Regions from separate parts of the Homo sapiens genome. Here region 2 is linked to region 1. The links are chromatin loops, found by intact Hi-C in ENCODE. Cell type or tissue: OCI-LY7. All regions are shown on one strand. Links, peaks and the distances in the headings refer to the core of each region. The heading gives the core; the rest is flanking DNA.

Evidence for each region. A loop is a pair of places that touch in the nucleus more often than their neighbours do. Peaks named below come from ENCODE experiments on the same cell type or tissue, not always from the same donor. Only the 100,000 strongest peaks of a DNase experiment are listed, where the experiment ranks them.
Region 2: it touches region 1 in a loop (3.0-fold over the local background); 5 of 110 quality-filtered maps call a loop at or near these places.

The regions. Positions count from the first base shown.
Region 1 is chr12:71,693,670-71,708,685 of GRCh38, forward strand. It overlaps TMEM19 (transmembrane protein 19), which reads left to right. Exons shown (of 6, transcript NM_018279.4): 3 at 2,767-2,904; 4 at 3,611-3,865; 5 at 5,231-5,440; 6 at 7,163-11,378. The coding sequence ends at 7,326. It overlaps LOC107984530 (a long non-coding RNA gene), which reads left to right and starts at 14,796. Exons shown (of 3, transcript XR_001749202.1): 1 at 14,796-14,852. RefSeq lists an enhancer at 862-961 and a silencer at 14,068-14,273. In OCI-LY7, for the core only: no CTCF peak of the experiment used is centred there; DNase peaks (open chromatin) are centred at 182 and 972; H3K4me3 peaks cover 2,338 bases; H3K27ac peaks cover 2,500 bases.
Region 2 is chr12:71,631,226-71,646,913 of GRCh38, forward strand. It overlaps ZFC3H1 (zinc finger C3H1-type containing), which reads right to left. Exons shown (of 35, transcript NM_144982.5): 4 at 13,652-13,850; 5 at 12,870-13,093; 6 at 11,211-11,334; 7 at 7,193-7,290; 8 at 5,625-5,834; 9 at 5,265-5,429; 10 at 4,218-4,355; 11 at 3,479-3,600; 12 at 2,930-3,079; 13 at 2,039-2,213; 14 at 1,661-1,792; 15 at 747-1,289; 16 at 553-662. It overlaps LOC124900332 (small nucleolar RNA SNORA17), which reads left to right and starts at 8,130; the gene lies at 8,130-8,258. In OCI-LY7, for the core only: a CTCF peak has its summit at 8,459; a DNase peak (open chromatin) is centred at 8,466.

The DNA.
Region 1 (15,016 bases), core at 1-2,500:
TGTCTCCACACAAATCTCATCTTGAATTGTAGCTCCCATAATTCCCACATGTCAAGGGAGGGACCTGGTAGGAGGTAATTGAATCATGGGACAGGTCTTTCCCGTGCTGTTCTCGTGATAGTGAATAAGTCTCACGAGAGCTGATGGTTTTGTAAAGGGGAGTTCACCTACACAAGCCCCCTTGCCTGCCGCTATGTAAGATGTGACTTTGCTCCTCATTTGCCTTTGGCCATGATTGTGAGGCCTCCCCAGCCATGTGGAACTGTGAGCCAGTTGAACCTCTTTTCTTTATAAATTACCCAGTTTCAGGTTTGTTTTTATTAGCAGCGTGACAGCAGACTAATACACACAGTTATAAGAAATTTTACTTTGCTACATCATGACTTTAGTGTGTCTAGGATTTAGAAGTAAGAGTTACAGAACTTCCTCAGGATCTGGGTATTTAGAACCATTCATGACAGAAACATATACCTCAGTGTTAAGAGGATTAGGCAGGGGTTCAGTCACAGTCAGTCTCTAAGCTGCACACTGAAGTGGAGGGCTCTGGTCTCTTGGAGAGAGAGCGAGCATTGCCAGAATAAGGAGAGGGTCACATGAGGGGGATTTGTGGCAAAGTGTTTGTGGAAGAGCACAGCAAGAGGGGGTGTTGTCAGGAAAGGCCACTGGTGGTGCTCTGTGTGGTTTCACAAGGGTGGCCTGACCTCTTTTTGGTCACTATACTTTGGGTCTGGTTTCAGTCTTTCTGAAGTAGAAGCCTCACTCTGTCATGTACCCAGAGTTGATTAGAGCCTAGAAAACTGGTTGAGTGTTGCTCATTGTCATAAAGGATTGCTATATGAGCCAGAATGCCACTTCATTAATCAGATAGAAGAACTACCAGGCAGAAGAACACAAACATCACTGTTCAGGCATGCCCTATTCTTGTAGTCAGGCCACTTGAGAAGTCAGATTATAATTAGAAGGCTGCTTTGGTGAGTACAAAGTCTGAGAAACAGTTATGCAAATCCACAAATCAAAGGTTCCCCTCCCTTGGACATGGTTCAAGAAGTCTGCCAACCTCTGGTTCTTTTGGCCTTCACTTTCTACATTTTGGGCTAGCCAAGTAAATTATTATAGAATATGTATGAAGCAATAGGTGAGCTTTGAGTTTATTAAATTACTATGAAATTCCAGTCCTGCCTTTCTCTTTTATGCCTCCTGGAGATTACCCAGGTCACCCTGGTTGGAATTTGGGGTATAACTCTACTCCCATTGTCAGAAATTTGTAGACAGTGTCATTTTACTCCCCCAATGCTATCTGTTAGGTACAGAATTTACCTGTTTTAGGCTCACAAGGCAACCATAGTCCTCAAGTCTTCAAATTATTTGGGAGTGCCCTATTGTCATATATATGAACCCCTTATCAATGATATTTAGAGATCTGCAGGATGGAGAGGTAGAAAAGGTATGAACAGGAGATAGCAGTTACTAATCTAAAATGTAGACATAGGTAGGAGTTGCCAAAAGTTCCAAGCGATCTTTACACTGCATGAAAGAAACCATTCCCTCAAAGCTTGTCTTGTTCATTTCCTCAATCTGAAGCTGTCACCAACATGAACATTAATTGCTTCATGTGGTATTTTAAGGTGGCTGAAGTAAAAAGGATATAGATGCCATTTGTAACATCTCAGTGTAGGTTGTGTAGGGCTCTTCTACCTTGGGTTTGTTTAGAGACGGTGGAACAAATTGTTAACAGTGAATATTCATGAAGAGGAGGAGGGGAGACACTTTGACTTTCAGTTTGTATACTTCCATGTGTTTTGACTTTCCCCTTCAGTAGTTGCATACAACTTTTGTAATGTTTTAAAAATCAGTTGAAAAAACTTAAAGGTTGGATAACAATATTGTAATATTTATCATTATTATTGTTGAGCTTTTGCCACTGGAACTGTTGCTGTTATTAGTATCCATGATATTAGGTAACACTTATTAAGGACCTCTTACATCCTGGATAATATAATAAGCATATTACAAAAATTATCCCTGACTTTTTACAGCAAGCCGGTAAAGTCAGAATTCTGATTATTCTCATTTCACCAATGCAAAATTGAGACTTAAGGAGGTTAGGTAACTTATCCTAATCTTGAAGAGGTAAGTGAAGGAGCCACAGTTTGAACTCTAGACTGTTCAACTCCAGAGCTGAAGCACTTTGTTATTATTAATACTTTATATCAAGTTACCCTGTTTCTGTACTCTCGATTAAAAGGTACCAAAGTTAAATACCAGTAATTGAGTATCTCTGGAAGGGTCAATGAGTAACTATCTCATTGGTTATGATATCTGAACTTTGAGCTAAGCAATGGAAAGGGTTATTATAGAAAAAGAAGGCCAGGTGCTGTGGCTCACTCCTGCAATCCCAGCACTTTAGGAGGCCAATGCTGGGCAGATTGCTTGAGCCCAGGAGTTTGAGACCAGCCTGGGCAATATAGTGAGACCCCATCTCTATTTCTAATTTTTTTAAATTAAGATAATTTTAAAAATATTATCTAAAATATTATCTTACATTCATATGGCATTGCTTGAAAGGAGATTAAAATATGGTAAAAAATGTGTACTCAAAATGGCATTCAGTTTACTGCTTGCTAAGAATTTAATTGGTAAAATGCAAATTGCTAGAAATGTACATTTCAGGTTATAATATAAAAATAATGGAAAAAATCCATTCTTTTTTCACAGCATTGATGTATGAATTGAATATAATTCTGTGTTTATATATGTTTCTTTCAGGGCTAGTCGTTGGATTTATCCTAACCATTGCAAATTTCAGCTTTTTTACCTCTTTGCTGATGTTTTTCTTGTCTTCTTCGAAACTCACTAAATGGAAGGGAGAAGTGAAGAAGCGTCTAGATTCAGAATATAAGGAAGGTAAAATTATGTTTGATATCATTCAAAATAGTAAACTTCATTTAATCCTAACATAAGGTTTTTTTTTGTTTTTGTTTTTGTTTTTTTTTTTGAGACGGAGTCTTGCTCTGTTGCCCAGGCTGGAGTGCACTGGCGCAATCTCGGCTCGCTGTAAGCTCCGCCTCCCGGGTTCACACCATTCTCCTGGCTCAGCTTCCTGAGTAGCTGGGACTACAGGCGCCTGCAACCATGCCTGGCTAATTTTTTTGTATTTTTAGTAGAGACGGGGTTTCACCGTATTAGCCAGGATGGTCGCAATCTCCTGACCTCGTGATCCGCCTGCCTCGGCCTCCCAAAGTGCTGGGATTACAAGCGTGAGCCACTGCGCCCAGCCAACATAAGCTTTTAATCAGAATGTTGTTTAAACTGTCAAAACACATCAATTTTATATGAGAATTCCTTTAGTAGCCAAATTGAGTTTATAATTTATTTCACAACAATGGGAAATGACAGCAGAATTTTAGAAGCACTAGAGTCTATCATGATTTTTCCAGATTTGTTAATAACAGTATAAAATCTGGGCAAATGTACCATAACACTTTTACTGTTTTTAAATTTTTTTGTTGTTTTTCTTTTCTTAAACTTTAAAACATAAACACCTATAACTGCATGGTTTTTCTTCTAAGGAGGAATCATTTGTTTGTCCTTTTCATCTGTTTGTTTCCAGGTGGGCAAAGGAATTGGGTTCAGGTGTTCTGTAATGGAGCTGTACCCACAGAACTGGCCCTGCTGTACATGATAGAAAATGGCCCCGGGGAAATCCCAGTCGATTTTTCCAAGCAGTACTCCGCTTCCTGGATGTGTTTGTCTCTCTTGGCTGCACTGGCCTGCTCTGCTGGAGACACATGGGCTTCAGAAGTTGGCCCAGTTCTGAGTAAAAGTTCTCCAAGACTGATAACAACCTGGGAGAAAGTTCCAGTTGGTGAGTTTTTTCTTCTTTTTGACCCATTGGTAGACACAGTTGGTGAGTCTTGATTTGAGATTCTTTAAAAAAACCAAAAAACCTCTTGATGTAATGTATTTTAGAGCCTTTTAAGAACTTTATTTAGTCTCTTTAAATAATAATTGGAAAATTTCTGTCGACTATTAAATTGGTAATAATAAATAATATTTGCAGGAAATGTTAGCAAGACCTAGATAAGCAATACAGGAACATAGAGATTGATTTGCAAACATATCAGTAGGGAAGGAAAAGAGAGGGAACAATAGAATATTTATTGAGGGCCTGTTAGGATATCAGTGCTTTAAGATATATCTCAATTCTCCATTATCAACATTATCAACAACTACATAGGTTGAGCATCTCAAATCTGAAAATCCAAAATCCAAAATGCTCCAAAATCTCAAACTTTTTGAACACTGACATGATGCTCACAGGAAATGTTCATTGGAACATTTCAGATTTACGATTTTCAGATTCGGGATGTTCAACTGTTAAGTCTATATAATGCAAATATTCCAAACTCTGAAAAAATTTGAAATCCAAAACACTTCTGGTCTCAAGCAATTCAAGTAAAGAGAATACTCAACCTATACTGCTTCTTTTTGTCCTCTGATGCTTCTCTTCCTCTTCGTCCCCTTCTTTTCTTTCTACCCATCCTATCCCCCATCATCACCTTCTCCTCCTTTTTTTTCTCCTCTTCTTCATCATCATTGTAACAGCTAGCATATTTTAGATACCTACTACAGAGCACTATTCTAACTGCTTTACACGGATTGCCACTTAGTACTCCTAATAATCATATAAATTGGTTCTTTTATTATTTATATCTTATAAAGAAACTAAAGCACAAAGAAGTTAGATAAATTAACTACAGTCACATGGCTTAAGAGTAGCAGAATTGGGCCTGGCAAGGTGGCTCATGCCTGTCATCCCAACTACTAGAGAGGCTGAGATGGGAGGATCACTTGAGCCTGGAGTTGGAGGCTGCAGTAGGCTATGATCACACCATTGTACTCTAGCCTGGTTGATAGAGCAAAACCTTGTCTCTGAAAAGAGAGAGAGAGAGAGAGAGAGAGAGAGAGAGAGAGAGAGAGAGAGAGAGAGAAGCAGAACCAAGATTGAAACCAGGCAGTCTGGCTTCATTGAACCATTCTGCTTCATTGCTTAAAATGTCAAGAGTTACCGAGGAGAAAATACTGTTTTCTAAAAAGCTACAGTCTTTAGATTGCATTAAAGAGAATGCTTTCTTTAAATTAGTCTTGATTAGATAGGTACCTTGCTGTCCTTGCCTTTATGTGTTTGCTGATTATTAACCGGATGATTTTCTGCATGTTTCTTCTTCAGGTACCAATGGAGGAGTTACAGTGGTGGGCCTTGTCTCCAGTCTCCTTGGTGGTACCTTTGTGGGCATTGCATACTTCCTCACACAGCTGATTTTTGTGAATGATTTAGACATTTCTGCCCCGCAGTGGCCAATTATTGCATTTGGTGGTTTAGCTGGATTACTAGGATCAATTGTGGACTCATACTTAGGGGCTACAATGCAGTATACTGGTAAGAACATTCCTTCATTCTTGCAACTTATTGGTATGTTAAAGAAATAGGGAAAAGAAAGAAAAAAATGTTAACAATGAAAACAAATCCAAAGACACAGGGTGTTGAGGGACTAGAAATGATAGGGCAAAGTCTCTTTCACAATTTTGGTTTTCTTATTCTTTTGTATTAAATTAATTGAAAGAGAATTAGTCCCGCGCAGCAATGATTAGAAGCCATGTGGGGAAGATACAATAGTGCAGAGAACAGACGTTTTTGTGTGAGCCATTACCTAATCCCAGAAAAGCAAGACGTTTGGGATCAGATCATTTTAATACAATTCCTTCCATTCATTTTCCTATTCCATTTGAGGAGTAATTGTACAAATCTGACTATACACACGACCTACTTTCTTACTGTGGTATCATGCTTGCTATTCTTGCCCCTGAGTTTTTTGCTTCATTAAGATATATGGTCGATGTCTGGGCACGGTGGCTCACATCTATAATCCCAGCACTTTGGGAGGCCAAGGGGGGCAGATCACTGGAGGTCAGGAGTTCGAGACTAGCCTGGCCAACATGGTGAAACCCCATCTCTACTAAAAATACAAAAATTATCTGGTGTAGTGGCGCCTGCCTATAATCCCAGCTACTTGGGAGGCTGAGGCAGGAGAATTGCATGAACCTGGGAGGCGGAGATTGCAGTGAGCCGAGATCATGCCACTGCACTATAGCCTGGGCAACAGAGCAAGACTCCATCTCAAAAAAAAAGAAAAAAGATATATGGTAGAGTGGTAGATATTTTTCTCAAAATTTTCTGTGCTTTGTTTCTAAGGCTCTCCCATCCTATCAGTGTACTCACATATTCTGTTAGGTGTGTATTTGCTCCACACTCTCATCAACCATGTTTCTCCTTTGATTGACATCAGGAAGAGGTTGGAAGGCTAGAGAAGGGTTCTCTCAGTATAGTCCTCCCAGCACTCTTCATGCCTCAGAAAATCTATGTGCCCTTCCTCCCCCTCTCCATCAGTCAGAATATTTGTTCTCCATTTTGTTAGTCTCATTTAGATTTTAAGGACGAAGCAATCTGATCTTAATTCTCACTAAAGGGTCAATAACTCTACACGCACACACAGACAGTAAACATGTTTTTTAAAGAGTGTAGGTTTTATTCTAAATTGGGTTCTAACTGGGGAAGTTTCTGATTGCATTGAGTGGGTTGAAAAGAAATGCATGCAGTAGGGGAGATTTTGTAAATCTTTGTGTGCCTCCTTTGTGCCAGCCCCATGCTCAACCCTGCGTTTACAGTACTGTGGCCACAGACATGATCCCTACTCCCAAGGACGTCATAGATCAGTCTTGGAGGGGAACCACTGGGAAGGCAGGCCCAACCTGCCAGTTTCATGCCCTCTCTGCTTTTCATGTTCTCTCTTCCACTTCTGAAGCAATTCCAGAGGTATTGACAGAAAATTACTGAGAACCCATTTATTCAAAGAGGCCATTTGTAATCAAGGGTCCCATGTCTCTCATCATATAAATGATCCATTAAAGTCATTTAGCAAGTCACTTAGAACCTTTCAAAGATTGTCTCCTTTGGAGGAAAAAGCCTATTTTGTTCTTTTTTTAAAATCAAGTACATGTACCCTAGAACTTAAAGTATAATAAAAAAAAAAAAAAAGAAAGAAAAGAAAAAAAATGAAGTCATTTGGGTTTTCTATCTCACTTGCTTCTTTTTCCATTCCAGGGTTGGATGAAAGCACTGGCATGGTGGTCAACAGCCCAACAAATAAGGCAAGGCACATAGCAGGGAAACCCATTCTTGATAACAACGCAGTGAATCTGTTTTCTTCTGTTCTTATTGCCCTCTTGCTCCCAACTGCTGCTTGGGGTTTTTGGCCCAGGGGGTGAACTTTATTTCATTTCCACAGGTTGAAACTGGTGAGTCCAGCTAAATTTGCAATTCCAACTTTCATCCTAAGAATAATAACTGTAATGGCAAAGCGGAAATGCCAGTTCCTCCTGTATTCCATTGAGATGGGATTTCACATTTTCCTCTCATCAACTCCCCTGTAATAGCTAGCGTCTTTCTAGTGAAAGAGAAGAATTCCTAGAACTTATGCATTTTTTTCCTGCTGAATGGAAGTCTTGAGCAATGAAGCTATATTGTCCCTACATATTACTATATATTGAACTGAAAGTTCTTACATAATCAATGTCAAGTTTTGTCTTATTTTGTTTTGTTTGTTTAAACCAGTGTAGGAAATAAAAGTGATGATATTTAAAATAGTTCTCAGTTGAAGCAGAGAAATGCCACTGTGCTAGTTGCCCAAATGTTGTATCTATTTTAAATAGTTTAAGCTGATGTGTATGGGAGCCTAAACAAGTGTAGTATCCTGAACTTCTCCCATTAATTGCTATTCACAATTGGGAAAAGTGTGGAGATTGGTTCCTAGTGAGTTTTGTGGCCTACTCCACATTTGTTCTTCCTTCCTCAGGGTTAGTGATGAAAAAAAGTAAATATCTTTTTCATATGTCCATTAGAATGTATGAAAAAAATCATTTTAACTAAAAGCAAAAGAATTTTATCTTATATCTAAAAAATATATAACTTACTATATGTTTCAGTTGCTCTCTGAACAAAAATTATCTTCAATTTAATATGTGGAATGTGTTTTCTAGCTTTCTTTGAATTATGTATGGCAACCTGGTTTAGCACTGGCATCCTGAACAGTTAAGAGTCACTGGGAAATTATTGTATTTCTTTATAAATTTACTGTCATATCAATTGCTGGAAAATGCTATGATTTTTCTATTATTACCTTCTAAGTTGTATTCTCTCTTACACTGTAGCCTCAACTAAGGCAATTCTGCTATGTTTGTTCTTCACTATGATTTACTGTGTGCCAAAGGAGTTTTGACAGGGTACAGAGTATTTTACTAAAAGTATTTTTAAATGTTTCTCATGTGATTTCTGTACCTTCTTCCTCCTGCCCCTTTTGCTTTTTTAAAGAAACTGGGGAAGGATTTATGAATACACCACCACCAGAGTGGATAATGCTTAGAATTCTTTATTGGTGGCCCTACTATGGTGATGATCTAGAACTGACTTACTTCAGGACAGAAGAAAAAACAATCACACCCTTAACCTTTAAGCCAGTTAGATCAGGGGGTTGCAACAATTGGGTTAAACTTTGGGTATACATTGGAAGCACCAGGGCATGTTTGCTTTTTTTGTTTATGTGTTTGTTTTTTGAGACAGAGTCTCACACTGTGGCCCAGGCTGGACTCCAGCACAGTGGCATGATCTCAGCTCCGCCTCCTGGGTTCACGTGATTCTCATGCCTCAGCCTCCCAAGTAGCTGGGATCACAGGCGTGCACCATCACGCCCGGCTAATTTTTGTATTTTCAGTAGAGACAGGGTTTCGCCACGTTGGCTAGGCTGGTCTCGAACTCCTGACCTCAAGTGATCTGCCCATCTCAGCCTCCCAAAGATCTATTACAAGATGTGAGCCACTGTGCCCAGCCACCAGGGCATGTTTTTAAAAAAGTACTGATGTCTGGGTTTCACACTGCAAAATTCTGATTTATCTGATCTAAGGTACAGCCTGGATATTGAGACTTTTTAAAGCTCTGACTGTACATTGAATCATCATGTAAGGAGTTTTTAAAACATTGTTGCCAGGGCCCCTTTCTAGACCAAGTTAGTCAGAATGTTGGACAATGAGGCCCATGCATGGGTATTTTTACAAAGCTCTCTGGGAGATTCTAATGCTTAACCAAATTGAGAAGCACTGAATAAGAATATCCTGGGCCGGGCGCACTGGCTCATGCCTGTAATCCCAGCATTTTGGAAGGCCGAGGCGGGTGGATCACTTGAGGTCAGGAGTTCGAGACCAGCCTGGCCAACATGGTGAAACACCGTCTCTACTAAAAATACAAAAAATTAGGTGTGGTGGTGCGTGCCTGTATTCCCAGCCACTCAGGAGGCTGAGGCAGGAGAATCGCTGGAACCTGGGATGTGGAGGTTGCAGTGAGCCAAGATTGCACCACTGTACTCCAGCCTGGGCAACAGAGGGAGACTCCATCTAGACTCCATCTCAAAAAAAAAAAAAAAAAAAAAAAAAAAAAAAAAAAAAAAGAATATTCTAAGCACTAGAACTACATAAGAATGTCCTAAAGCACTGTATCTAAGCACTTGAAAAGAATGGGACTTTTCGGTTTTAGGGAGATAACTATTAGCAACCACACAATATGTTATCTTTATGGATGAATAACTTCTGGTAATGACACAGTGTCTTACAGCTACATCATTTATAAAATCATGTGTCAGTTTTCACACAGCCTGCACATCGTTCTGACATGCCCTTTTTTTCCCTGGAGATTTATCCTCATGACATACAAGGGGACAAAAATATTTATTGGGACTGTCTTTGAATTTAGTAGAATCACTGTATCATTAACAGTTTGGGGAAGTACTGCTTTGCAGTCCTTTATTTGAAAACTTAGGTCTAGCTGTGTTTTGCATCAAAATTTTTGAGCTATTCAAAAACTAATAGGATCTGTGTAAAATATTTCACTCAAAACTACTAAAAAAAAGTCTGGGATGGCAGCTCATTATCAAATATACTCCTATTTTTGTGGTGATTTATGAACATCCCCACTAAGTATAACTAAAGATCATAAAGAGCCTCAGATCAAGTTTGGTCAGGTTTTGTCACCAAGCTTTGTAAATAAACTGGTTTTCATAGCTTTTTGGAGATGAGAATTGAGGATAAGAAATTGTGTCTCTGTCCTTTTTTTTTTTTTTTGTTAAGTCTTACATGTATTTTACTGTAACATCTTTTGAATTGGATATTTAACTAATTCAACATATTTTTCCTCTTTGCAGAATGGGCAGTTCATGTTAAAATCACTTTTCATGGAAAGAGCTCTATGTAACAGCATAATAAAACTGCCTACCTAGCAGCATAAAGGTGTACTGTTTCTTATCATACTGTTCCATGATAGAAGAGAGCAGATATATGTGGCTTGGGGCAGCTCCTGAAGAAGACTTGCAGGAGTAGCATGTTGAAAACTCATTAAATGGAGCCACCAAGAGACCAAAGAATTGATACAGCAGGTCATTCTATTATTAGCTTTTCTCATTACTTGAGTTATCTGTTTCTCACATATATCTTTCCTGTTTCTAGCTGCTGTACACATAGGATGCTGCCTGCAGAAATAGCAGCCCCGCCCCAATTAGATAAAGGACTAGTATAGAGAAAAAGCATGTGAAATGATGTTTTAAACTTTGCCGCATACCTGTGATATGAACAGCTGCTGCCTGTTAGGCACAGTGGGTATACTAGGGCCCAATCATCTGATCTTCCTGAAGTTTTATGTAATGTTCCCAGTGCTATCACAATGAGAATGATCTATACTAGCCACCAGATCTCAGGTGAATTGTGGTGTGCTTTAAAAATGAAAACACAGCCGGACGAGGTGGCTTATGCCTGTAATCCTAACACTTTGGGAGGCCGAGGCGGGCAGATCACGAGGTCAGGAGTTCAAGACCAGCCCGGCCAACACAGTGAAACCCCATCTCTTAGCCGGGCATGGTGGCGCATGCCTGTAGTCCCAGCTATTCAGGAGGCTGAGGCGTGAGAATCACTTGAACCCAGGAGGCAGAGGTTTCAGTAAGCAGAGAGCGTGCCACCGCACTCCAGCCTGGGTGACAGAGCAAGACTCCATCTTGAAAAAAAAAGGAAAACACAATTATGTGGCTTAATTATTTAATCTCCTTTATGGAGTATCTGTTTTTATAACTCCAAGTGGTTCTTGATATTTTAAAAATACTTAAGCATTCAATATGTATTCATTGAATTAAGTTGTTTGACTCTAATCATTGTTTCTTTTAAGAATGACTGGAAGGTGATAATCAGCACCATATTCCTGGAGGAAAATACAAAATGAAAAACCAGTTTGGCTACCTGAATTTCTGAGAACTGGAATGTTTCCAGCATTTTTCAATCATGCAAAACAATATTAATGCTTTTGAAACTAATGAGCCAGGAAATTATTGAAGAAGTGAAGGAGTGGCAGGGCGAGGCTTGAAATTATTTTCTCTGACAAGACTTCACTCTCCATTTATCATAACTGCCCTCTTCAAAAAAAAAATTTTTTTTTGTAGATCTAATCGTGAATCTAGACAAGATTTATTTTTATTTATTTTTTATTTTTTTGAGACAGGGTCTTACCCTATTGCCCAGGCTGGAGTGCGGTGGCACAGTCATAGCTTACTGCAGCTTCAACTTCCTCAGCTCAAGTCATCCTCCCGCCTCAGCCCCCAAGTAGCTGGGACTACAGACTTGCACTACTACACCCGGCTACTTTTTTTTTTTATTTTAATTTTTTGCAGAGATGAATCCAGACTATGTCCTATGTTGTCCATAATGGGTTTGAACTCCTGAGCGCAAGTGATCTTCTCACCTCAGCCTTCCAAAGTGTGAGATTACAGGTGCAAGCCACCACACCCAGCCAAAAATTTATTTTATAAATATGGCAACTCTTTTTTTAAGTTTGGATTTTTAAATTTTTATTAATATTAAATAATACACTGACTATTCCTTTTTAAAAATTACAACATTAGGCCAGATGTGGTAGCTCATGTTTATGATCCCAGCACTTTGGGAAGCCAAGGTGGGAGAATCACCTAAGGCCAGGAGTTTGAGACCAGCCTGGGCAGCACAGCAAGACCCCGTCTCTACAAAAAATAAAAAATTAGCCAAATGTGGTGTGTACACCTGTAGTCCCAGCCACTCAGGAAGCTGAGGTGGGAGGATTGTTTGAGCATGGGAGTTGGAGGCTACAGGGAGCCATAATTGCGCCACTGCACTCCAACCTGGGTGACAGAAACTCTGTCTCAATTTAAAAAGTAATAATAAAAATAAATAAAAATTACAACATTAGACATAAAGCTAAAATTTTTTTATTTTTTTTAGAAGGAATCTCGCTCTGTGGCCAGGCTGGAGTGCAGTGGTACAACCTCGGCTCACTGCAGCTTCCGCCTCCTGGGTTCAAGTGATTCCCCTGCCTCAGCTTCCTGAGTAGCTGGGACTACAGGCGTGCACCACCACGCCCAGTATTCTTTTGCCCCCACTATCTCCTCAGCAACTCTGAGCTCCTCCTATCTTCCCCAAGCTAATTACTGATATAAATTTGGGATATGGGCCAGGCACAGTGGCTTATGCCTATAATCCCAGCACTTTAGGTGGTTGAAGCAGGAGGATTGCATGAGGCCAGTAGTTTGAGACCAGCCTGGTCAACATAGTAAGACCCCCATCACTACAAAAAAATTTAAAATTAACCAGGTGTAGTGGTGTGTGCTTGTAGTCCCAGCTACCCAGGAGGCTAAGGCAAGAGGATTGCTTAAGCCCAGGAGTTCAAGGCAGCAGTGAACTATGATTGTACCCCTGTACTCCAATCTGGGCAGCAGAGTGAGACCCTATCTTTAAAAAATAAAAATAAATAAATTTGCAATATTTTGTACATAATTTGTTTAAGTGTGTTTTAACACATTTTAAACTCAATGAAATTGTTATAATTAGTATTGTCTTTTTGCTGCTTCAAGTCAGGTGCTTACATCCTAGAAAAATCTAGGAAGAAGGCCGGGCACGGTGGCTCATGCCTGTAATCCTAGCACTTTGGAAGTCCGGGGCAGGCAGATCACTTGAGGTCAAGAGTTCGAGACCAGTCTGGCCAACATGGTGAAACCCTTCTCTACTAAAAAATACAAAAATTAGCCGGGTGTAGTGGTACATGCCTGTAGTCCCAGCTACTCAGTTGGCTGGCTGAGGCACGAGAATCACTTGAACCCAGGAGGCAAAGGTTGCAGTGAGTTGAGATTGCACCACTGTACTCCAGTCTGGGCAACAGAGTAAGACTCCATCTCAGAAATAAAATAAAATAAAAATCTAGGAAGAAAGATTAGAAGGATGTACACCAAAATATTCTTGTTATCTGAGATAATTACAGATGTATTTAATGCTATTAAAAATACACATACAAAACTAATTTTAGGTTTTTTCTAAAGTCTGTAATCAAATTTGTTTTTTCTATGAATCAAAAACATGCTCAAAGTAAACAAAATAATCTCTGGGAATCACCCTTCTTTCCCTTCCACCCCCTCCTCATTATTTCAAATCTTATTTCTTCTCTTTATAAACTACTTTATTAACAATGAACTGAAAGAGTAAAATGGAATTTTAGTATAACATAAAAGTAACAGTGGATACTCAAGGGAATTTTTTGATACCTTTAAGACGGGATATTTCCCTTGACCTCTTCACAGGACTTGTGAAGGGGTAGCTCATTTACTCAGCCCAAAGCTCTGAACCCCTCAAGAAGCGGAAGCACACAGGTGAGCAGGTGCAGGAGCCGGGGCGAACAAATGCTGGAACCATCTGGTCACTCCTCTCTGGTAGGATCAAGCTTTGAGCAGGCCTCGCGGCAGAGTCCAAGCATGTTACAATGCTCTTTTAGCTCTGCCTTCCGGGAGGGGGTGTCTGTGACCCCCAGAGCCCCAGAGGGCATGTGTTACAATCAGTGCTCTTTTAGCGTTTGCTGTTCGCAGATGGCTAAGTGTTCACCACCTCAGTGGAGGGTGAGGGTCACAGCCTTTTATACTCTTCCCTCTTGGTACTCAAGTTCTTGTCTGTCATCCAGGAAGAATCAGGTCACAAGAACCAGTTGAAGGGTGGTGTATGCGGATAATTTTATTGAGAGATGGAAGTGGCTCTCAGTGGGAAGGGGAGCTGGAGAGGGATGGAGTGAGCAGATAATCTTCCCCTGGAGTTTGGCCATGCCTGGCCAAACTCTTCTCTGAAGTCCTGCCATCAAGCCATCCCTCTGAAGTCAAGCTGCTTTTCTCCAGCTGCTTCTCTTCTCTCCTCCTCTGCCGCTCCGCTCTGCTCTCCTGCCAGTGGAGCTTGGGGGTTTTATGGGTACAGGGTAGGGGGTGGGACAGGCCAGGGTGGTTTTGGAAAAGGCAACATTTGGGTGGGAAAACAGGGATGTGAAGTTCTCATTTAAGGCCTCTGGTCCAAGCTTGAGGGTGGAGCCCTCACCAGGGACCACACCCTTTTCTACCTAGTATTTCCCTGCTTCCTGTTTGTATCACCTTCACTTTCAGATTCTTGTAGGAATTAATGTAAGTATCACATATCTTCTTGCCCATGTAGCGAATCTGGTATGAGACTGGGGTTTTGGCAAATTTTTCAAATTCTTCTGATCTTGTTTAGCTATTTGCATTTGGAATAATACGTGGCAAACACCTTATTGCATGACAAGATTCTCAACACATTGTCATAGAATTCTAGAATAAAGAACCTTGAGGAACCTTTTTACCTCATTGCCCAGACTTGAAGCTAAAAAATACATATACTATCTCATATGGGTGAGTATAATCTTATCCAACTCTTGAATGCTTCCTTTCCTTTATATACCCATCCATTATGGCTGGAATTCTTTTCTACTCCCTTACTGATCCTTAAAAAACCAGCTCAATAACACTTCCTCTGAGAAGCTTTTCCAGAGTGTAAGAATTTTCTCTTTCCATTA
Region 2 (15,688 bases), core at 7,422-9,921, 55 kb before region 1:
ACTATATAATACCGGTATTTCTTACACACATTACCAGCCAAGACAAGAAAATCTGGAAAAAGTCTATATTACCTGGAAGGTGCTTTACAATTTTAAGATAAAAACATGCAACCCTTTAACATTCTCACAACTTTTAAAAGTCTAAATGGGGGACCCACAAAGTTAATCATATGAAAATGTCTAAATAAATTTTATGAAGGCTGGCCAATGCACTTCTTAGACTGAATAACAGTAAAATTAAAAATCAAAAATTAAAAAAAACCTCTAAGATTCCAATTATTTTTCCTAAAATTCCTAACAAACAGAAATCCAAAATTCTCCACACTTCTACCAATAGCCAGAAACTGGAATTTGATACGAACTGATAAATCCAAGAGTGTGGTTTGAGCCCAACGGCAGGACACTTAATTTTTATGTTCCTTAAAAGGGTAAGTCTGGTTATCAATAGCAATGATTCAATTGCTTTTTCATTATCATCAAATATTCAAGATAAAATATTAAAAACCAAACAGAAATCCTGAAATTCAAGCTTATTGAATCTTTCTTTTATACCTGTAGGACTTAAAAACTAGAAGAGGACTATGGTAGGGTCTAAAAGGACATGGCTTCACTTCCATTGTTTTACTTTGTGCTGTGACAAAATCCACATCTACAGAAATCTCCTGCAAAAGAAAATAATAATTCTGTAAGGCAAATAAGGCTGGGTGAATTCCAGATTTTAAAGAAAATATGAAATGTTCAGTTACCTGACCATGCAAAACCTTCTCTGTAATGCCTGTGGTGGTTTTTAAAATCAGCTGTTTTAGGCTGTCAGCTTTTGAATACAATTTTTGCAATTCACCAATTTTTAACCCTAGAAAAAGTTCTGGTTTTTCTACAGTATTTTTATTAAGTTTGTTTATGCATTCTTTGTTAGCAGTATCAGTGTGCTTAAGGTTAGGTTTAGTAAAATAATTGGATTCTAAAAAAGATCTTCTTCGCTCTCTGCTTGAACCAGACAAAATTTCATCATCAACATCATTTTCTTCAGTGTCCAGGGTTAATTTATCTTGTGTCAGATCATGAAGTGAGGGTTGAGGTAAAGAAAATTCGGGTTCCTCTTCCACAACTGGAGAGATATTTTGTTGTTCCTTTGCTTTAAGGGCACGGGCTTCTTTTAATTTTTGAATTTTCAGGGCATATTCATATTCTAGCTTTTGTAACCGTCTTTTCTCCATAGCAATTAGTTCTGCTGAATGCTTTCTTGGACTTGATACTGGAGAACTGTCCAGTCTCATCATTTTGTTTGGCTAAGGGAGAAAAATGATACACGTATTTTACATCACTGTGATTTTATAAACAATTTTTGGTAAGATAATTGTGCTATCCCCACCATACAATGCCAACATTATAAAACTAAATCAATATGGAGAATAAAACAGAGTTTAACATAAGTAGCCAAAAGTTTTGCTAGTTAATCTATGACTTATGACAAAAACAAAGTCAAGACAAAATAATAAAGTAGACATCCAAAAATGTGGATGTCATTTAAAAACAAAGCTTTAATCTTAATCTCTTGGAATTTACAGCAAAGAGTTACTTTATATATACATCTTACCCTTAAAACTATCATAAAAACTTTCTGCTTTCCAAAAGTAAAATATTTCTATAAAACCCTCACCCCAAAGCGATCTTGTTCCAGTTTACGTTTTCCTATTTCTTTACTGGCCACTGCCTTTGCCCGAGCAAGCTCTTCTCCATATTTTAGAGTCAAAGCTTTCTTAATTGTAACACGCTGTTGAACTCTGTGAATCTGAAAAATATAGAATAATCCTGAAAATGTAAATGAAAACCTTAAAACAGGAAATTTCTTCTTCTCAAACACCGTGGCTTTTGAGCATTCAACTGAAAATAAAAATATTCCAATATTATTTCTCAACAAGAAACTATAGGTTATGCATATTTTGCTGGCTTTAGTATACAGTGGTTTGTCTTACAGAAAATTTGGCCTATAAAAATGTGTAGTAAACAGGAGACTACAGTATTTTAAAATAATTACTTGTTCCTGAAGCTTCTTCAAAAACATTCTGTTAACATTAAGAATTTTTTCAGTTGCTTGAAGCTGTTCTGTAAGTTTTGTAATCTTTGCTTCAGCATTTCTAACAGATTCTTTCTTCTTAGCTTCTTGTTGCACTAAATTCTTTAAAACAGATTCATCTTTCATCAAGAGAATCCTAAATGAGAAATAACAAAATTCTTGTTAATGTTTCCCTACAAGAGCAGACTGTCAGAATAAAAAAATTTTCAAAGTAATAACACAATTTTTAAAAATGCATCTACGAGACACAGATAAAAATGTAAAGGGATGAATATTTTTATATTCATCACACAGGTATTTAAATTAACATTGCTACACTGATAATAGTAACTATGAGACTGATCTTTTAAAAAAAAAAATTTAAGCCTGAGGTAACGTGAATTACTGTTGAAAACTTGTAGTAAATATTCAACGTTGGGCCAGGCACAGTGGGAATGCATTTCCCTAGTTCAAGCGATTCTCCCGCCTCAGCCTCCCAAGTAGCTGGGATTACAAGGCATGCACCACCATGCCCAGCTAATTTTTTTGTATTTTTAGTAGAGACAGGGTTTCACCGTGTTGGCCAGGCTAGTCTCAAACTCCTGATCTCAAGTGATCCACCCACCTCGGCCTCTCAAATTGCTATGATTATAGGCGTGAGCCACCGCGCCTGGCCGGTATTTTTATTTAAACATTAATTTCATTACTTTATGTAAATGTAGTGTCATTCAACAAAATGACAGACTTCTACATTCTACAAAGTTTAAGTGAGAAAATGTATAATCTTATAGTACGCTTATTAATAACATACACCACAAAAATGTATTTCTCTACCACAGGAACAATTAGATATGTGAAGATAACAAGGCTCACCTATGTTTTTTCAGTTTTGATTCTGCATCTGTAACCTGCTTAGTAACCATTGCTATCCTGCCAATACCATCAATTTCCACATCAGAGTTTGCTGGGGATGATGAACTTGTCTTCAGCTGATCTGATTTAATCAAACGCTGTTTCTCACGGCTAAAATTATCAAAAAGGATATATGCATTACACCCAAGAATAAACTTAAACTATTTTTAAAATGTATTCTATTTCATGCAGTAACAATATTAATCACACCGACTAATAATAAAGATGATGACCAATATGCAAGACCCAAGTCAGCATTCAAAGTTGATAGTGGAGTCCTTCTCTTTGAGTGTTTTCATCTTTTTTCTAAGCTGGTTATGTCCTAGCACATCACTCTATTCAAGTGTATGTATGACCATCCAGCACCATCTTCTGTGTGAGTTATAAAACATTAACTCTGTATCTTGGATAAAACTATCATCACTCATTCCCCAGTGCCAAGAAACTCTATAAGAGAAGTTTTGAAAACATCACATACTTTTAATGTTAATTACATAAAATTACACTTACTTGGCAATCTCTTCCTTTAACAATCTATATTCAATCTTCTTTTCTTCAGGCAAAGCCTCCGGTGTTCGCAGAGGATCATTTTCTTTTTCAGATTTTGGAGGTACTTTCGGTTTTGAAGCTTGCTAAAAAAAAAAAAACATTTGAAGTCAACTAGATCATCAGCTTTCCAAAATTCCATACTAAGATTTATATTTTACATTGCAACCCAGTGTATACTGAATTTATTTAGAAATACCTGAATGTCATCATTTTCTATTCTTTTTTCTAAAACAATGTTGGTTGATAACTACTAAATTGTATACGCCACCAAGTAGTGAAGATCTACAGTCTGAAAATCATTGAATTAAATCACAGCTAAACAACTACTGAAATAGGGAAAAAACGATAAAAGTTGTACTTAGAGAATACATTTTAATAAAAACTGTTTTCTGGTAACACAACACAACTCTAAAACAACAGTCTCCTTACTACACAGAACAATTATCCAACCAATTTTACTATTTTGAAAAAGGAAATACTTAATAGGAAACACAAATAATGGAAACTTTTAATAGTAAAATCAATCTACATTGATACATGCTTCATTATATAAAGTCCTAATAGCACAAATACTTAAAATATTTCCACAAATCAATGTTATTAAAAATCTATAACTTTATGGTTTAATTTTCAGGAAAAAATAAACTTTACTGATCATCAAAAGGTCATCTTTCTTTCCACCTTTAATTATTGCACTTACCTCAGCAGTTCGTCTTGCTTCTTTAATCATGGACTCTAATCCACCAAAAACACTATTTGTTGACTTGGAAGCCTCTCCATCAGATTCACTATCATCTGAATCATTTAGTGTTACAACCACTGATTTATGCTTTGGAAGCTGCAAAGACAATATATTTATTACTCGTGATAACAAAAGGATGTCATTTAACCTTGTTCAATTTCAATCCACAAAAATAATGGGCTCCAAGTAGACAGTCTATGGCTCCTTCTAGGGTTGTATTACATAATCCACTGAGTCGACCAATACTGGTTATATGACTGAGACATAAAATGTTGTATATTCTTTAAGACTTTCTATTCTATAATTACTCTCATTAAAATTTTATTTTCACTAACTTTCTATTATAAAGAACCACAATGCAATTTAAATTAACTCTTTTAAAACCAAAGAAAAATTTTGTTAATTTTACATAATAATTATCAAAATTCTGTACTTTGTGGTTACATATAGAGGGTAAATTGCCAAAACTGGCTTACCTAACAGGAAAGATTTCAACTTGTCTTTGTTCTATTTATTTTACTTTGAAGCCATTACAAAACAAGGTAGAAACAAACTATCATTTCAACCTCCTTAATAAACATCATAAATAATTTCTTCCATCATAGTGTAGTCATTGGTTGGAAAACATACACAAAGTATACAAAGAGATGGGAGAAATAAAAAACATGCAATTTGTTAAAATTTTGACTCCAAAAAGATAGAAAATCTGAATGAGCCCATTTCTATAGAAAAAAAGCTGAAGAAATGTCAGAGGAAAGTACACCACTCTGATGAAAACAATACCTCCCCCAACACACTATCACCAAACTCTTACCAGTTTTCAAGTGAAGGTGTTGCTCTCATTTTATCATTAATAAATTAAAAATAAATTTTAAAAATTTGTATTTATATGTGAATATATGTGTGTATATAAATAAACCAAGGGGTAGAAAACAGGACAGCTAAACTTCATAGAAATTTATCATAACTGTTTGAATAAAAGTAGCATTAAATTTTTGTTTTTACCGAGATCACAGTTCGTGGAAGACGGGGTCCTCTGTGAAACTTTGGATTCTGTATCCTAGGCTGAGACACTGTGTTAATACTGACTATTGATAGATTGCTTCTTGGCACAGGATGTGAATTGTTCAGAACTGGAGGTGAAGGTGGGTCACTATTACTGGATGTTTCCTACATAAGGAAGAGAAAGACATTAAACATTCCTAAATAAAAATAAATTTCTGCCACCTTTAAAAATCTTGAGCATGTTAGAATTATCCCCACTTTGCTGAAAAGCCCAATGATGCCCAAGTAACCAGAAAAAAGTAGGACTACCGTAAAGCTAAGCTCAAGAGCACCACCTAGAGGTTTAGGTACCTAAATTACCTCTGGCTTAAAAGCTCTTTTATTTGCTAGAGATTTAAGTAGTTCTTCTCGAAGCAGCATTTCTTCCTCCTCTTCCTCATCTGCAAAAGGTGGTTTTGGAGGCTGTTCTGGATCTTCAGGTGGGAGAGGTGGTAATGGTGGTAGAGGAGGTAGAGGTTCAAGAGAAACACACAAGCCTTCCACATAAGGCTGGCTCAAAGGTGGCAGAGACTATTTTTTAAAAAAAGAAAGAATTACAACGCAAATTTTATCAACTCAAATGCTTCTCTCTGCAGCAATATTAAACTAGAAAAAAATAAACTTTACATTATTATTTTAGCTGTAAATATAGTAAGCTAAGTATATGTTAACCTCAAAACAAACCAGAAATCAATAGCCAACCACGAAAAAGTGTTATTTTTACAATTTTAAAAAAAATCAACAATATTTGAAACATTTATTAACTTCAAGGAAAATTATAGAAACTTCTCTGTTCCAATTCTTATATCCATTTAGCATTCTAGAAGATATAGATATCAAACTATACAGGGTCCTTCCTTCTAGATGACTACCTGAAAGCAAGTAGAGGTACTGAAACCCAAGACATAATATTTCAGTAAAAAATAAAAATTAGAAACCAAGGGATTCTGTGAATAATAGTCCAGAGTACTTTAATCATTAATTAAGTATCAAGAAGAATCACCACTACTCTCTTAAAATGGCTTCTTAAAGAATATCTATAAAGGAAACTAATTTTACACAAATCCCTAAATTTGGATATGTATTTGCATCAAAGATCTTCCACTATTTCCCTTGGCATTTAGTTCATTTATTCATTCCCAAAAAGAAAACATTACAACGAAGAAAGTGCTGTTTTCTCTCTCACTATCGGCTCTAATATTCCCCTCACCATATATGTTCTAGAAAGACACTAGACGTCTTTCCTGAAACGGAAAAGTTCCCTCTTACACCTACTGAGAGATACTCAATTTGATCTCTAGGTCCTCTCAATCTAAAAATAATGTCAAAACTTTTAATGTGTGATTCCTCTACTTCCTTTTTTTCCTTTTCCTTTTATTGTTTTTATTTTTTTGTTTTATTTTTAGTGGGAGGACTGGAGATGGGGGGGAAAAGAAATTAACTTCATAGAAAATGCTTTTCTTTTGCTGGATTTTCAAGTTAAAAATAACCATTTTTATGAAAAGAGGAGAAAGGAGAGTATTAATTTTTAGAAGCATCCTAATGCATGTAAATTCCAATTCCCTAAAAAAGAGACAGTCCAAAACAGTAGATAACTTCTGTTTTTGAATAAATTTTCTGAGTAGCTACTATCTGAGAGTAAAGTGAAGAAGGAAACATGATAGGTACCGAAAAGTCAACATGAAATTAAAAATTAGCTATGAAAAAAATCTACCAAATGGATAGCTTGCTGGTATAATCAACTGTTTATTCTACGTATTTCATTGCTATTAATTCTTGGTAAGCAATTCTGATTTTTTAAGCCCTCTTCAAACCTAACCATTCGTTTTTAAAAACAAATTAGAAAAGACAAGACAAAATAATTTTCTTAGAAATCAATTCTGACTTACAGAAACCTGAGGTGGTGGAGGCAAAGAAAGAGATGGTGCTGGAGAAAAATACCCCAATGAACATTCAGAGAAAAATGGCGGTTGCACTGGTGAAGGAGCTGTAAAAAAATTTTTTGTTAAGAGTTTAATAACAGAAATACTTCATCAGGAATATATTAAGTTTATGTTATGTTTGAAGAAATACATCTAGGTGGAGTGCAAATTAGATTTTATCAACCTCTGATAAAATCTTTAAACCCCTCATGAGTCCACCTCCAGCCATTTAAAATTGTCATATCATCATAAAGTCAGCCATTCACTTTAAACTAATAATTAGTCCCTCAAAACTCTCACTTTGTTCCACTTTTAACCTAATGATGAGAACAGGGAATAAAGCAGGAAAAGACAGAAACATACTTTAAAAAAACAAACAAAAAAAAACACAAGCATATTTTTTAAGAAATAATGAAACAAAAAATTCCCTTAAATTCTGCCAAAGTGCCCTAGCCAAAGGAAAACAATGATGTGGTGACTTCATTATTCCCTTCTTGTGGAGCAAAAGAAAGTTGAGGACATGGACCATATAAGCTGTGTTGAAAGTAAATAAAACTAGGAATGAGAAGAATTACTTAGTGTATTTAGTCAATAAGGTGCACATTTTTTCACATTTTAATTTTGAAATAATTACAATTGATGCATCTCAGCATTTTTCTTCCTTGGTAGCAGATAAAAATAATTGTGTATTTTATCTTCAATGACTTGTTAGGCTCACTGAAATACAGCAGTTTCAAAGACTACTCTTACTACCCTACCCACTAACTATATAATCAGAGAAAATCTAACATTTCTTCTTTATCCCAGTTGTCTCACAAGTCAATACATTATTATCCACATGCCTTATATGGGGTTGACTTGAGTCCCAAATGAGATAATCTGAATATACACTAATCTTTGGAACATTTTACATAGCGCTGCAGATGTGGCTGCTGTGTCACATTTGTGTTATTAGGTGGCAGAGAGAAGAGAGGCTATGTCTATGCTCAGTGTTCTGCCCCATGAACATTTGAATGTTTAATAGTCAGACACTTGATGGTGCTATTGTTTTATGGACTTGGCATGTTTTCCCTTCCTAGTATCTGGGAGAGAGGGTGGACCTAGTGAGTGCAGTGATCTCCGAGGAAAGCCCTCCAGGCTGCACTATCCTCATCCAGATTTAACCAGCCCTGACTCACTGCCAGGTGCCAGGAGAGGCTTCTGAGGACTTTCTGACCTTTGTGTTGGGTCAGCCACTAGGGGGTCTGAAAGGACAGTGGGAAGGTAGAGGGTGCCCTCAGCAAGAGTAGCCTTCATTCATGAATTTTAGAAACTAGTGGTAGGAAAGATGAAGTCCATTATGTGCTGGTTCATGCTACCCACCATGTCAGGATCATCCAGGAGGACAAAGAACTAGGCAAGTGTTTGCTGGTGTTTGATTCAGTTAATAGTATTAACAGCAGCCACTTTTACTATGCTCTTGATTCTGTGTCAAGCTTTCTTGTTATTTATTTTTGAGACAGAGTCTCACTCAGTGCCCAGGCTAGAGTGCAGTTTTATTGTGCTCTTGATTCTGTGTCAAGCTTTCTTGTTATTTATGTATTTATTTTTGAGACAGAGTGTCGCTCAGTGCCCAGGCTAGAGTGCAGTGGCACCATCTCAGCTCACTACAACCTCCACCTCCCAGGTTCAAGCGATTCTCCTGCCTCAGGCTCCTGAGTAGCTGGGACTGCAGGGGTGAGCCACCACTACTGGCTAATTTTTGTATTTTTAGTAGAGGCGAGGTTTCACCATGTTGGCCAGGCTGGTTTTGAACTGCTGACCTCAGGTGATCCTCCCGCCTCGGCCTCCCAAAAGTTCTGGGATTACAGGTGTGAGTCACCGTGCCCAGCCATTCTTGTTTTTTAACACAGGAAAGAAGCTGACAGAACTTGTGACTGGCTTACAGTGTGAGCACTGGCCAGAAAGACCAGGTGGACTGGCCCCAGCCCAGATCAAGATGCAGAGGCCAAGATGTGGGCCTTGCCCTGTGCCAGAAGGCTGGTTGGAACAGAGGTGCAGATACAGGCTCAACCTGCTCTGGGACCACCAGTGGTGCTCAAGGTATTTGCAGCCTCAGAGCTTGGCTTTCCACAAGTCCACCCACCCCCAAGGCCATGCAACTGCAGTTCCTGCTCTGCTTTCATTACAGGGAACGGGCAGGCTGGCACTGGGATGCCCACTGCCTCTGGCCTCTCTACCTTGGTGGCACTGTGTGCTCCAGCTGGCCAGGGGCAGCTGCCGGGACCACCCCATCATTTTAGTATTCTGATTTTTAAGTTGTTCTGCCACTGTGGTATCCTAGTGAAAAAAAATAAATAACCTTCTGGCAATTTCTGAACTGCCTGAAACCTCAGATCCTAAACTAGTTTTTTACCGTATTTGAATTCTCTTGGTTTTTTTTTTCCCCCGCCCGGCGAAAAACTCTATATGGAAAACATTCTTTTTTAATACAAGATAAAGTGAATTAAAAGATGTTTTTAATGCACATTTCTTCAAATATAATATGTCTGTGTTGGCAAAATTTGAGAAAAAAATTGATCTTGAATGGAAAAAAATACATATATATAAATATCCGCAGTTAACGTGGCAAAAAATTAAAATTTGACAAAGCCGCTTAGAGAGTATGTTCTCTATATGTTTCACAAAATCATTTAAAAAGCATAGATCATAAAGTTATTTTATAGAAATAAAGTATTAATAATATTGTCAATACTTGGGAATTATAATGAATCATCTCCAAGAATCTGAAAATAAGAAAATTAAAGATTGACCAAAGCAAGTTAAATTGTGTTATCAAAACATAATATAAGACTATCAAACACCAGCTTAAAGTAACAACCTGAAAAATGAGCATTTTGGTAAACACTAGCCAAATAATACATATTTTGTTTTGTCTCTAGTCTAGATACACCAAAGTAGGATTCCAGTTTTGATTTGGTCTCACTATGTGACTATAGGGAGAAATACACTGATCATGTGTTCTTCCAAATTCTCCAGTTCCTGGAATGCCAACTGCGTTCTGTTATCTGCCTCAGTCTTAAGTGTTTTAAATTATTTGTGAAGGAATAGGTCTCTCACAGCCAATCACCCCTGAACATCAACAAAATCAAGTCTCTGGCCCTCAAAGATAAGTCAGATTCTAGACTATGCAACCTAAAGGAGAGTTACAGCCCTGACCAGTTCTAACCAGCCTTTCCTGAGATGCCACTAGTACTATCACTTTCTGTCTCAAAATTTCTACAAATTATCGTACTAGAAAGAGACAGGAAGCCAAATAGCAAAAAAGGAATTTTGTTCTTTGACTAAAGCAGAAAGTATCTTGGATATAAAGATCAAGAGTTTGTTTTTTTAAAGAGTAATGTTCTCATCTTTCCCATTCTTCACTTTTTATTTTTTGAGACAGAATCTTGCTCTGTCACTCAGGCGGGAGTGCAGTGGTACGACGTCAGCTCACTGCAACCTCCACCTTCCAGGTTCAAGAAATTCTCATGCCTTAGCCTCCCAAGAAGCTGGGATTAAAGGCACATGCCACCACACCCAGCGAATTTTTGTATTTTTAGTAGAGACAGGGTTTCGCCATGTCAGCCAGGCTGGTCTCCAACTCCCGGCCTCAAGCAATCTGCCCACCTCAGCATCCCAAAGTACTGGGATTACAGGTGTGAGCCACTGCACCCGGCCCAATCTTCACTTTCTAGAGCAAACAGTTAACAGAGTTTAAACAATGTCTTATTTATTTGTTTTTTAATTTAAAGGCTATCTAGAAACACTCGGAAATAAAGGTTAATATTACTTATTTGAGGTTTGCTCTCTAAGTATTTACAACAACAAATAATGTCTATCGCCATACAGTTCATCAGCAAATCTCACTTTCATTACACATTTCTTTAAAGGTTTTGAGTACCATAATGACTATTCTCTATTTAATACATGTAAATACACAAAGGTTTCAAGTTTTGGCTCATACCTGGAGAACTGGTTTCACTATCTGTATCCATAGCAACTTCTTCATAGTTATCATACTGATAAATGCCTCCTCCACTATCAGTAGGTTGCTTATCTAAGGATCGCCTCAGGTCAGGATCTGAAGACTAAGTATACAACACTTTTTTAGTTTCAAAGCATTTTCTGTCTTGGGTTACAAATCACAAAAGAACTGATAGTTATCTTCTATGGAAGAGTATCAAAAATCATGGTGATTCAGTTAGATGTGCCTATCACATCTTTGGGAAATTCAATTCAAATGATAGGTACACTGGTTGACATTTTATAACTGTATAATCAGATAGAAAATGGAATTTCCAAAGTACGAGCTATACAGACGAAATCCCCCATTGTTAGCTGAGCCACTAAATAATTAGCTCTTCCTGTATAAAATGACACCAAACTCTTGTACACTTATGACTTCTGTATGATTAAGAAACTAGAGGAATACAAAAACAAGTTTTATGTCATCACGACTACATACAGAATATTTCCCCAAAAATTCAAAAACATTTTAATTATAAATAAATTAATGATACCTGAAAGCTATAAATTCTGGGTAAATGTGTTTATCTATTGTATGTTGTTTTCTTGTCTACTTCTTACTATGTTTCACTCAGAGACAGTTTATAATAAACTAAAAACTCGCAAAACCTCTCGAGAAGGAGGTAAAGAATAATGTGCAAATAATACCATATTTATCTCTAGAAAAAGATTCTATTGGCCTGGCGCGGTGGCTCATGCGGTCGGGAGTTCAAGACCAGCCTGGCCAACATGGTGAAACCCCGTCTCTACTAAAAATACAAAAAAATTAGCCAGGCATGGTGGTGGGTGCCTGTAATCCCAGCTACTCGGGAGACTGGGGCAGGAGAATTGTTTGAACCTGGGAGGTGGAGGTTGCAGTGAGCCGAAACATGCCATTGCACTCCAGCCTGGGCAACAAGAGTAAGACTCCATCTCAAAAAAAAAAAAAATTTCAAAGTATAAATATTTACAATATTCCTTGCTTAAGCAAACCTAACTCCAATTAACGAATTTACTCTTTAATATCCCTCTACTCTTCATTAATACATTCTCAAGTATACTCTTTTTGGGCTTTTTTCTTCTTTTTGGGTGGAGAGGGTAAAAGAAGGGAGGGAGAGAGAAAAAGACAAGACGACAAGTATATTTATATACATAGTAAATGTTCAACAAATGTTTGACCACTAAATACAAAATAGCCACATGCACTAAGGTTATTACTATATCATGATTTAACATTTATTAAGGTAGTCCATACTAGTCATGACACACTTCTCAATCTACATTACTAAACAATGAAAAACTAATGAAATTCTACCCCTGTACTTAAGACTTAACAGCCATTTTCAGAATAAGTTTTCACCACAATTTAGTAATCCTACTTTCATCTAAACAGAAAATCGTAAAAAACCTAAAAGCAGTCTCTGCTAATAATAATTTTAGCCTTCATTTCTTCTTCCAATACCTACAACTATAAAAGATGCTTTCCCAATTATAACCTACCTTCCTTTTTTCCAAGAGTTATTTATAAAATAAACTTCCTTATTTGACAGAATCTATGAAATATGACTTTAAGGAAACTTAGAGTAACGTTTTGATTTTATATTTTTGCATTTCTTACTTTACTTCTTGATCTCCTCTTGCCACCAACCAATTTCATGAATCGATTGTACTGTTCTTCCTGATTTGAGAGATCTCGAATTTTTCTGATTTCTTCCTCTCTTTTCCTTCTCTCTTCTTCTTCAGCTTGTTTCCGCTGATCCTCTTCTTTCTGTCTTTCCTGCTCTTTTTGTTGTTGTAGTTTCTTCCATGCCTTTGTTTGCTGCTTCCTCAATGCTTGTTTAGCTTTAAATAAAAAACACATAAACATTAGCATCTGTTAGGAGATAAAAGAAAAATAAGAGTCTTAAAAAATATTTTCATTATTGATTAATCAGTGATGATGCTCCTAAGTTGTTTATATAAGATTGTCTTCCATTTTAGGGCCCTGTAATTCCCCAAACTCAAAACTCTGAATTAAAATCTCAAAACTATACTTACACATAAATTCAACTAAAAGAATTTAACAGGCAGTGGCTCACGCCTGTAATCCCAGCACTTTGGGAGGCTGAGGCGAGTGGATCACCTGACGTCAGGAGTTTGAGACCAGTTAGCCCAACACCGCCAAACCCCGTCTCTACTAAAAATACAAAAAATTAGCCAGGCGTGGTGGTGGGCGCCTGTAATCCCAGCTACTTGGGAGGCTGAGGCAGGAGAATCGCCTGAACCTGGGAGGTGGAGGTTGCAGTAAGCAAAGATCATGCCACTGTACTCCAGCCTGGGCGACAAGAGCAAAACTCTGTCTCAAAAAACAAAAGAAAAGAAAACAAAACAAAAACACAAGAATTTAATAAAAATGATCACCTGTAGTGCTAACTTTTTTGGCCGAATGTGTTTTTGTACTTGTTTTAACTTTTTGCTGTACAGTTTTCGTCTTAGTCAACTTTTCTTTGCTTTCTTTCATCACCTGCTGTTCTTTTTGTTGCCATTTTTTACTGGCTGACTGAAGAGCCAAAAGGCGAAGCTGTAATTCAGATAGTTCCTCTTCATCTTCACCAAGTTTCTTTAAAGCAAAAAGAAAGAGCTAAAATTTTTTAATTCTATTATTTAGCTTACACATTTCATCAAGTCAAATCCTTTATGATAAAAATTTGAAGTGTGAAGGCAAATATGACAAGGCAAATACAGATAAAATAAGTAAACTAATTTACTTCCCACAGCCTGAGACTCTAATGTAATTCCTAAAATACGAATAGAAGATGAGTCTGCAGAAGGTATGTGTATATATGTAATGTAGGGTTGGTAAGGCGGTACAACTGATAGAACACGATAATGCAAAAAAGAAAAGAGTTAGTAGCTAACATTTAAAAGGGCTTCCCAAACCGGAAAGAGTAAAAGTCTGATGGCAGCAAATGCAATGAAGAAATCAAGACCCAGGAGAGGTAAGGAAAGAAGAAGGAAGTGGTTCCCTGATCATGTGATTTGCTGGCCTCACCAGTAATAGAGAACAACAGACACACTGAATGTCAAGATTCAAACTTACAAATTTTCTTTTATGTGTATATTTTTTAATTCTTTAAATTACTATTGAAGGGAAAAATCTATAGAGATTTGCTTACAGCTGACTGTTATGTGTTCTAAGGCTACAGATATTTATCTGAATATTTTATATATTTTGAACAGACAAGACTTTTCTTCAGGAAAGCTAAAACAGGACAATAATGTTAAAAGCAGATGTCTGAGAACTTTTTTCCAATTGAAATAACTTTTGCATTTCACTTTCGAAATAGTTTAAAAAATTAATCTGTTCTCTCCATTATAGCAAAAATAGAACTGAAAAATGTCAGGCTCCCTAGAGGTTTTTAATTAGAGTCCATGGACTTTAATAAGGGGTGGGAGGATAGCTTTGGCTTCCCCACCCCTGAAGTTAAACACAAACCCTCTTTTTTCTTTATGTATGTGCATGGAAGGGAAAGGAAGAGTCAAAAAAGATTCCAAAAGATTAAGGCCCACTTATCTAATAACTTTTTCTTATAGGTAAATTGTAATTATATTTTCTCCTAAAATCCAATTAAATTCTTTCTATTGTTAAACATAAAGAAAACAGTGGATACTAACTAATGATTTCACCTGAATATGAACTACTATAAGCCCTAAACTACTGTCATACACTTCAGTACTTCAGTTTAACCAAACCAAGACAGTTACCTTTTCCACTGTTGGTAAGTACATGTAAGCAATAATTTTAAAATTATTATGGTTCTTTTTTAAATTCTACGTCACTTAAACGTATCAAATTCTATTACCTAGTACTGAAATTCTAGAGCTGTGCTGTTCAATATGGTAGCAATGAGCCACATGTGGCTATCTGAATTTAAATCAACCAAAACTGAATTTAAAAATTTGTACCTAAGCCACACTAATCACTTTTCAAGTTCTTCATAGCCACATGTAGCTAACAGCTACCATATTGGAGAATTCAGCTATAAAACATTTCCATTATTGTAGAAAATTCTATTAAACAGTACTCATGTACAGAGTTTAACTAAAATAAAGCTATCCTCACTGTTCCATTGAGACAAAGTCTTTTTGTTTTCTTGTTTTAAATTATTTAATTTTTTTCAACTTTGGATCTCACTATGTTGCCCAGGCTGGTCTCAAACTCCTGAGCTAAAGTGATCAAACTACCTCAGCCTTCCAGAGTGCTGGGATTACAGGCATAAGCCACCACGCCCAGTGACACTTTTGATTACTTTTTGCAACTACTCTCTTTGGAATGAAAGAAACCACTGATTCTGTCACCCACCTATATGCTACGTGAGGTAGCTACTTGAACAGCAAGAGCACAGAGCTAAGCTCGTTAGTTCCCACTAGTCAGACAAGCTCATTAAATTACTTGCT